Linked DNA regions of Homo sapiens: region 1 is linked to region 2. A link is an interaction called in ENCODE POLR2A ChIA-PET data of the cell type or tissue named here. Cell type or tissue: K562. All regions are shown on one strand. Each heading gives the region's core, and the rest is flanking DNA. Links, peaks and the distances in the headings are about the cores only.

Evidence for each region. Peaks named below come from ENCODE experiments on the same cell type or tissue, not always from the same donor. Only the 100,000 strongest peaks of a DNase experiment are listed, where the experiment ranks them.
Region 1: POLR2A ChIA-PET joins it to region 2 with 8 read pairs; 4 of 35 experiments call an interaction of 5 or more read pairs at or near these places.

The regions. Positions count from the first base shown.
Region 1 is chr2:159,372,645-159,377,045 of GRCh38, forward strand. It overlaps BAZ2B (bromodomain adjacent to zinc finger domain 2B), which reads right to left. Exons shown (of 37, transcript NM_013450.4): 26 at 2,047-2,109; 27 at 401-545. Among named protein-coding and RNA genes, the nearest start is that of WDSUB1, 88 kb to the left of the region's middle. In K562, for the core only: no CTCF peak of the experiment used is centred there; no DNase peak of the experiment used is centred there.
Region 2 is chr2:159,149,534-159,153,934 of GRCh38, forward strand. It overlaps TANC1 (tetratricopeptide repeat, ankyrin repeat and coiled-coil containing 1), which reads left to right. Exons shown (of 27, transcript NM_033394.3): 7 at 837-1,023. Among named protein-coding and RNA genes, the nearest start is that of MIR6888, 35 kb to the right of the region's middle. In K562, for the core only: no CTCF peak of the experiment used is centred there; a DNase peak (open chromatin) is centred at 2,788; H3K27me3 peaks cover 1,562 bases.

The DNA of each region.
Region 1 (4,401 bases), core at 288-4,287, 220 kb after region 2:
GATCTTAGATTTAAGCAAGTTACCTGCAGGGGGTTACTGTCAGGATGTATGCTTATTGTAAAAGAATAAACCACTTATTGGGAAGTTTGACAATGGGAAGAAAGAGAAATGGAGCAGCAGCTATAAAAGGTAATATAGATGGAAATACAAGTCTCTGTCCACCAAAGAAAGAAAGAACAGCTTATGTCTGATGTCAGAAAGAGTAGCAAAAGAATATCAAGGGCTAGGAGGAAGTGTGTATCAGTGAAGGGGCATTATGAGTGCAAAAGGAATGAGAATTAAGGTTTTACATGTTTACCAAACATTGATTATGGGAACACAAAATATATTGAAGAAGTAACAGAGTTTTAAAATATATAGTTTCTTATTTAACAATTTGTATCGGATTATGAGTTCTAACCTTCACCACTCTCCATGCCTTCTACAAAAATCCCCCCACATTGGGGAAGAATCCAGTACCGGCGTCTGTAACGATCTTGGCCAAACATCACTGAACGCAATGAGTGAGACGCATCAAAGAGCTTCCTTCTGTACTGACTCTGTTGCTGTTAAAAAAATGGTACATATAATTAGGTTTGGGATGTTAAATGCTTTAAAAATTAATATATATGTAACTTTATACTTATTGTACCTTTAAGCACATAAATTTCACTACTGGGAAAAGAGCAAAAGGTCTAAATATTCATGCCTGACTTCAATTTCAGTAACATTTATAAAGATAGAAATCATTTTAAGGATAATTATTTTTGTTGCCATGGAGTAAAAGGATAAGCTACCTGATAAAATAAAACTTATCCTTTTACTTGATAATAAACAATGGGATCAAGTATTTTATGGAGCCAAAGCAAACTGGTTCAATTCAATTCTATTGCTTACAGTATATAACAAATAATACATATAATATGGCCAGGCACAGTGGCTCATGCCTGTAATCCCAGCACTCTGGGAGGCTGAGGCGGGTGGGTCATTTGAACCCAGGAATTAGAGACCAGCCTTGGCAACATAGTGAGACCCCATCTCTACAAAAAATATGAAAAATCAGCTGGGCACGGTGGCACATGCCTGTAGTTCCACCACCAGGGAGGCTGAGGTGGGAGGATCGCTTGAGCCTGGGAGGTCAAGGCTGCAGTGACCACGCCATTGCACTCCAGCCTAGGTGCCAGAGCAAGACTCTGTTTCAAAAAGCAAAGCAAAACAAAAAACAAATAATATATATGTAATTGGCTAAACCTGTATTTGCCTATGTTTACACTCATGTTGTAAACCTAGACAACATATAATTAAGTTTTGGGATAGGTCTGTGAAGAATCTAATATTAATACCATACACAGGCATCTCGTAATACCTTTGAAAACTCATTTTTGTTCTTATAAAAAGCTCATCTTAAATTTCACTAATGCTATGAAATTCAGTTTTTCTTAGTTTTTTTTTCTTTTTTTTTTTTTTTTAGAGACAGGGTCTCGCCATATTGCCCAGGCTTTTCTCAAACTCCTGGGCTCAAACGATCCTCTCACCTCAGCCTCCCAAAGTGCTGGGATTACAGGCGTAAACCACTTCTGAAATGGAATTTTTAACAAGATGTATGTAAATACATCCACAGTTTACAAATCCAATGCAAATAAAACCCACAAATATACAAATGTAAAATAAAACCTAAGATGCTGAAACTGTTACTATGAAATTCAACTGAATTTTTTAGTAATTAATTCCAAGAAATAAAACTATGCCTTAATTGACATTTTGTATTTATATGAAGAGCTGAAGAGTATAGAATATTTTCTTTCTAGGCTCTGATTAAGTTCAATATCACGTTTTAAGAGGCAGGCTTTTAACCTTGGCATTAAGCTTGTAAAGTTCAATTGTAAGAATGTTTCTAGTGTTCCTCATCTTATTTTTTTTTCTGACAAAAATGCTATTCAGAATCTTCATTTTTAATTACTCACCAAAAGCCTATTTTTGCTTAGCAGTCAGAAAAACTAATCCCCTTACAATGTAGATTTCTAAAACACTGTGAAGAAGTTAAATGTTAATCAGAAAAGTGCTTACTTTACTCAGTTTTTCAATCTGTTTTTCCAGCTCTTCAACACTTGCTGCTTGGTCACCTTCATCCTATACATAAGAAAATACAGTGTCATTTATCTGTTTTAAGATTTATTTATTCAATCAGTAAATATTTAATGAAAGTCTCCTATAGGCACTGCGGAAAGGTATTAAGACTCAGTTCTTTTCTATAAACTAATAATCTGGTAGAGAGATACATAAAACATTATGTTTAAAAAAAACACAAAAACCTAGGTATGGTAGCTCATGTCTGTAATCCCAGCACTTTAGGATGCTGAGGTGGCAGGATCATTTGAGGCCAGGAATTTGAGACCAGCCTGGACATCATAGTCAGACCCAGTATCTACGAAAAATAAAATTAGCTTAGTGGCTTGTTCCTGCAGTCCCAGCTACTTGGGAGGCTGACACAGGAGGATTGGTTAAGCCCAGAAGTTCAAGGCTGCAGTGAGCTATGATCATGCCACTGCACTCCAGCCTGCAGACCCTATCCCCAGAAGAAACAAAACAAAACATAGCAAACCACACACACACAATAAACTCCCCCAAAGCAGGAAAGTATAAGGGTCTCAAAGAGAGGTAGTGATTAAAACCTGTGAAGTTCAAGGCAGAGTAAGACTACTTTTAGTGGAAATGTATACCAAGGGAGGCTTTATGAAGAAGTCATGTTTTAATTAGCTACTAAAGAATGGTTAGAAATGCATCCAGCAGAGAAAAGAGTCTGACATGTCTTGACATGAGAGGTGCATAAAGAGGTAAGGTAGGAGATGAGGCAAGATGAGTTTAAGGCTAGATTTTGAAGAGCTGTAAATGCTTGGCAATTAACAAAATGATCCTTTGAGGGTGGGTTAAATATCAGAACTATGCTTTCCAAAGGTTGTTCTGGCAATAGTTGTAAGATGGTGTGGAGCAGAGAAAGGATTAAAATTGGTAAAACTAGCTAACAGATTAGAGAAGGAGGGATATGGTTCTTACTAGCATAAAAGAAATAAAGATGGAAAAAAGCAAATGGATGTAAGAGATATCACATAGTTATAGAGCTGTTAAGTCTTGCCAGCTCATGAATATGTGGCACAGAGGGGCAAGGGAGATGATGGAATAAATAAATTATGATGTTAAGGTTTTAAATCTAGGAGACTGGAAAAATACTGATACTATCAACTGAAGGAGTTATTTTTGAAGGGAAGAAGATTAGTTATACTATATACTTGATATACTTGAACACATTGAGTTTTTAGAATAAAAATAATTCCTAACATGCATAGTCCTAATTTCATAAATAGAAGGTTTGTAAGTAATTGTGTGAAATTTGTCATTCCAGAAAATGACAACAGAAGAACTATCTCCAAATTGTAGGTTTTAGAGGGAAAGCATGAACAGAAGGTACACGGGTTTCTTTGGATCTTATCTGCACTACTAGACATAGGCAAATTACTTAACCTTTGTAAGTCTATTCATCTGTAAATTTGGTGATAATGTTACCTACTACATGAAGGTTTTGTGAGGACTAAGTAAGAACAGATCTGAAAGTAACCAACAGTGTTCCTACTTTAATAAGAAGATGCAGGTACAGCCCAGATTAAAGAAAAATAACAACTTGTTTTTGATGTTTACTTCCTATAAGCATTTATAAAAAGCCACACTGTCACCAACCACACACAAATATATATTTCTGACCAGTATGGCTACTACCCAATGAAAAAAAAAGTGAAAAAAAGACTCCCATAGTTGTACCATTATCTCTCATTCATCCGCTCCTTACCCAAACTTAGGGAACCCAGTTACAAAGGTATTTAGGCACATTATTTGTGCTAACAGTAACATGAATTCTATTTGGAATTAAAAGAAAACTCAAAAGATAACTAGCTCAACAACTCTTAAATCTTGACTTTTATGTGAATATTTATATATAGATTCTAAAATGATCTTCTGATCAGCAGGACAAATGTCTGATAATCTGTTCATGCAAAAATACAGTTCAATCAATAAATATTCAAAATAGATATCAAATATTTGAAAATGCCATGTATCAGCCAAATATTCTAACTGCAATTTTTAAGACTCTTCCTATGATGCAAAAAGAAATAAAATGTCTCCTAAAGTTTTATTTAAAGGAGTTTTGGCTAATAGTACTTAAAATTTTCAGACATTAAAAAAACCTTGGAAGAATAGACAGAAAGGTAGTAGCAGCAACAACAACTAAGAACACAGAATCTATCCCAGTCACAGTTCCCCAACCAAAAAACAGCATCATTATATGTCCCTATATGTCAGAGTTTAATTGTCCACAGAACCTCTCACAGGCCAACTTGTGAGGTTAAACTCCCATAGGTCTCAACACAA
Region 2 (4,401 bases), core at 328-4,327:
AAAGAGGCTAAAAGAATGCCTTCATAATGCTACCAGTACTTTTACCTTTATAGCACCGTTCTTCTCATCTGGTTGCTTTGGTATACGCTTTCCTGTGCCTTTTTAGCTGTTGAGATTTTGGAGGGTCAGTGGGGTGAGGAAAAGATTTATAGGAGATGAGGCAGAGACAAAATAAGATGAGATCAAATGGTCCATCTATCAGGAAAGCACTTCCCCTCCAAGGGAGCAGCAGCATGCACCCTGCCACCTCCCAGATGTGATGTGTGCATCTGAATAGCAATGCAGGATGGAGCTTCTACCCTGGTGAAGGTCTCTGCACTGCAAGGGAGGGTGTCATGCATTGATTGAGACTGAGTGGTCACCAGTCTCCTTCCCCTGATTGCAGAGCCCATAAATCTTGAGGAATTGAATCAGGTTGCAGTGTTCGTGAAACATCACAAAAACAGAGCTCCCAGGTCTTCCGTACAGAGGTCAAATAACCCATTTGTCTTCTGCAGACTTCAAATGAAAGGAAGTCTGCCTGTTTGCCATTTCTGTTGTACAAATGTGCATCCTCACTAAATTATTGCTAAGACTGACCTTTTAATAAAAAGGAAAATCACAAAGGAGGGGAACCGAACAAAGATACTGCTTTCTCAAAATTTGGAAGACCACATATACATTTATATAGATAAAGCTCCATGAATCCATATCTATACACACATATCTCTTTAGATTTTTTTTTTAAAACTTCCGTTTTCCTGTTCTTAGTTTTATTGTTTTAGCACAAAAACAAAAGCATGTGTCGAAGCATCCTGTGTAAGCCGTGCTAACTCCTCCTTCCATTCATCTTGCAGTGCACAGCTCTGAGTCAAGGCATCAGTCCTTGCTCCACACTAACAAGCAGCACCGCATCTCCTAGCACCGATAGCCCCTGCTCAACCTTGAATAGCTGTGTCAGCAAGACGGCAGCCAACAAAAGTCCCTGTGAGACCATTAGCAGCCCTAGTTCCACCCTGGAAAGCAAGGACAGTGGAATTATAGGTAAGAAGCACACTGCTCGGTAACATAATGGCTCGAATCTCATCAACCAGAGCATTCACCAGGCACTTCCTCAGAGGGTTTTAGCATGGTCTGTGAAGGTCAGTCTGCCAGCGCCTGCTCTGTTCTTTGCAGGCAGCACTGACTCCATGTGTAGCTGAGAGAGTGGAGCATTGGCTTTTACATTCCTTGATGTTTACTTTATAACAGTCAGCTCATTTGTTAAAAAAAAAAAAAAAAGGAATTCCAGATCAGATCTGGCCTGTGAAACAAAAATCATTGCTCTTCTATATTCAGTTCCATTTGTTGGGCATCAGGTCCCACTGGGGCACACAGCAGAGCAATGAAATTCCTGCATATTAAGACGTCGTCTTATCCCAATCTCAAGGTCACTTATTTTCCTGATGATAGCTCAGGCGTATGTTTTCTAGGGTTTCTTATCATGGGATCTGACTGCGTTTTGAGGCCAGAATTTTCTAAGGATGACCTCCCTGAGCCCCTACACCCACGTAATAAGTGTGGTTGTCCTGAAGCCTAGGAGTCAGGAGACTTGGGTTCCAGTCCGGACTCTTACGCCGATTTGCCCGGTGACTTGAGCAACATTGAATTTACCTTTTTGCACACTTTCTTTCTCTAGATCATTAAGGATTTTGATTAATCCAGTAGTTTTCAGTCCCAGGTTTGTATTAGAATCATCCATGGAATTTAAGAGTCTTTATTTTTATATGCCATCCCAGACAGACTGCATTTATGTTTCTGCAGCTGGGCTCCAGTGTCTGTGTGACTCAGGTCTCCAGCTTGGTGCCTTTCAGGTAACAGATGGGTGGGACCCCTGGAGGGGATTGTTCAGACCTTCCTCTGTTCCAAGATTATATTGCAGTTTCACGCAGAGCTCTTCTGAAAGATTTAACTCCCCTTTTGCTGAGTTATGCACGTGTCTTTGAGGGATAGTTTATGCTTTATTGTGGACTGAGTGCCACTTCCACATTAATATGTAATCAAATGGAATGAACGACCTTTGAGCTCCTTATTTTCTTTAGTCACCTGCAGTTTATTTCAAGTGTAATTTGGAAAACCAGGCAGCAGGTTCATCCAGTTTTCACTTTGGAGATTGCCCCAGAAGGTCTGTGAGATTCCTGGGATTGGGTTGTGGGCTCTTTGGTGTAGACCTCACTATAGCTTCTAGAGGGGCCCCTCAGCTTAAGGAAGGCGGCTTCTTGCCATAATTTTCAATTGAATCAGAATCTTTAATGGATTTTTGTTTTATTTTACCTTCATTCTTTATTAAGATGAAATTCACATACCATAGTATTCACTCATTTGAACCATTTGACGGTTTTTAGTATATTTTAAAAGTTGTGCAACTGTCACCACTATCTGATTTTAGAACATTTTCATTATCCCCAAAAGAAACCTTGTGACCATTAGAAGGCACACTCTATTTCCTACTCCAAGCTCCCCAGTCCTAGTCAACCAGTAATCTATTAATCTTTCTGTCTCTGTAGCTTATTCTGAACATTTCATATAAATGGTGGGCTGAGTTTTGTGTAGCAAATTTATATTCTTTTCACTCAGCTTGAAGGCCTTCCAGTGAGCTTGTTCTGCTAATTCCCCATTCTCATCTTACCCTGCTTCCCCAGCTGCTGTTTAGTCTAGTTCAGCTAATTTTTCCCAGCGTTACTTCTGTTCTTATGCCCTATCTCTTCTGAGCTGTCCACCATAGATGGATCTTTGGTATTTATTCTGAGATAAGCAGATGACTTTCTTCACAGTATTCTCGGTTCTTCTGAAATTTTGTCTCCTGCAGATAGTTTATCTTCAAGGATGTGGCCAGTGCAGCACTGTTTTGACAGGCTTTTTCTTTTGAACATCCTGGCCATTGGCATTACATGCCTTTGATTATAACCAAATTTTTTTTTTTTTTTTTTTTTGCTTTGACAGTTACAAACTTTTCTTGAGACAGGGTTTTGCTCTGTTGCCCAGGCTGGAGTGCAGTGGTGCAATTGTAGCTCACTGCAGCCAAACTTCTGGGCTAATGCAATCCTCCCACCTCAGGTTCCCGGGTAGTTGGGACTACAGGCATGTGCCACCACACTTAGCTCATTAAAAAATTTTTTAACATATTTCACTGTGTTACCCAGGCTGGTCTCAAATTTGTGGCCTCAAGAATTCCTCCCACCTTGGCCTCCCAAAGTACTGTGATTACAGGCATGAGCCGCTGTGCCCGGCCCAAACTTTTAATAACTGAGAGCCACCCATTCGTTTATTTCTCTTTCTCTCTCATTGAGATACAGTGCCACAATTTTTAAGGTATTCTAAGCAGAGGAAAGAAATGGTGCTGGTTTGGTTTTTTGTGTTGTCAATGAAATATTAAACTGCAGGAGGTTCTTAATACTTAATCTCATACAGCCCTACCCAGTAGCTGACTGATTAGACCCCTCTTACATGTTCCCCATAGTGTCTCAATATTCCCCTTCAGTGTATTTGTTCTTGTTTTGTTATTTAATTTTCTCTCCAGATGTAAACAGGGGTCTCATTAATCCAGCTATCTACTAGGTTCCTAGCATGGTGCTGGAAATGAGAAATTAAGGAAAGAGAAGTGTTGCCAGTGTCGAGTTGCATCGGGAGAGGGAACGTTCAGTTTATAAAGAAGCTATGCAGGATCCCCATTCCACATGGGCTTTGTCAAACCTTTCAATGTCTGTGTTGTAACCTCTGCCATGATGACAGAGTTAGCACATTTCATGACATTGAAGCTGTGTTTTTCCTCTGCTCAAGCCAACATTTTCCCATAACTCGGCTGAGCATGAAAAGTGGCAACTGTAGGTGAAAGCAGAAGGAATTAGGAAGTGGCTGGTAAGTCCCTCTCATCCAGAAGACCTCAGCTCTGGAGACCATGCCTCCCACTGTGTTTTCCTGCAGGTTGCAAGGGCTGTAGAGGGATGAGAGGGAGGCACTGCTGTTGACAGCGTTCCTCTGTTCTCCTTCCGTGACATGCAGAATTAGAACCTGTTGCCAAGGGACACGCTGGAGGTGTGGTAGGGAGGAGAAGGAAAAGACGCAAGAATTTCCTCTCCAGGCAGACTGTAGCCACAGGTCTTTGAAGAGGCAGGAGTGGTGGGGACAGAAAGGGGAAGAGCTTCCTTTTAAATCAATACAGGGTGTGCAGGTTCCACTGCCTCTTCACAGAGCAGGTTATCTATGACTCAGTTGTGGTTCTGTGATTGCTGGAGTAGGGGTGTGCCTTTTCCATCTGAAGAGCATGCCTGTTTTTATAAGGTGTAGCCTGGGAATGGCAGCTTTTGGGCATTGTAAGTGTTTCACAGAGTAAAGTATTCAAGAGCACCATGACCCTAGTTGGGCGGAGATGAAGATGAGATA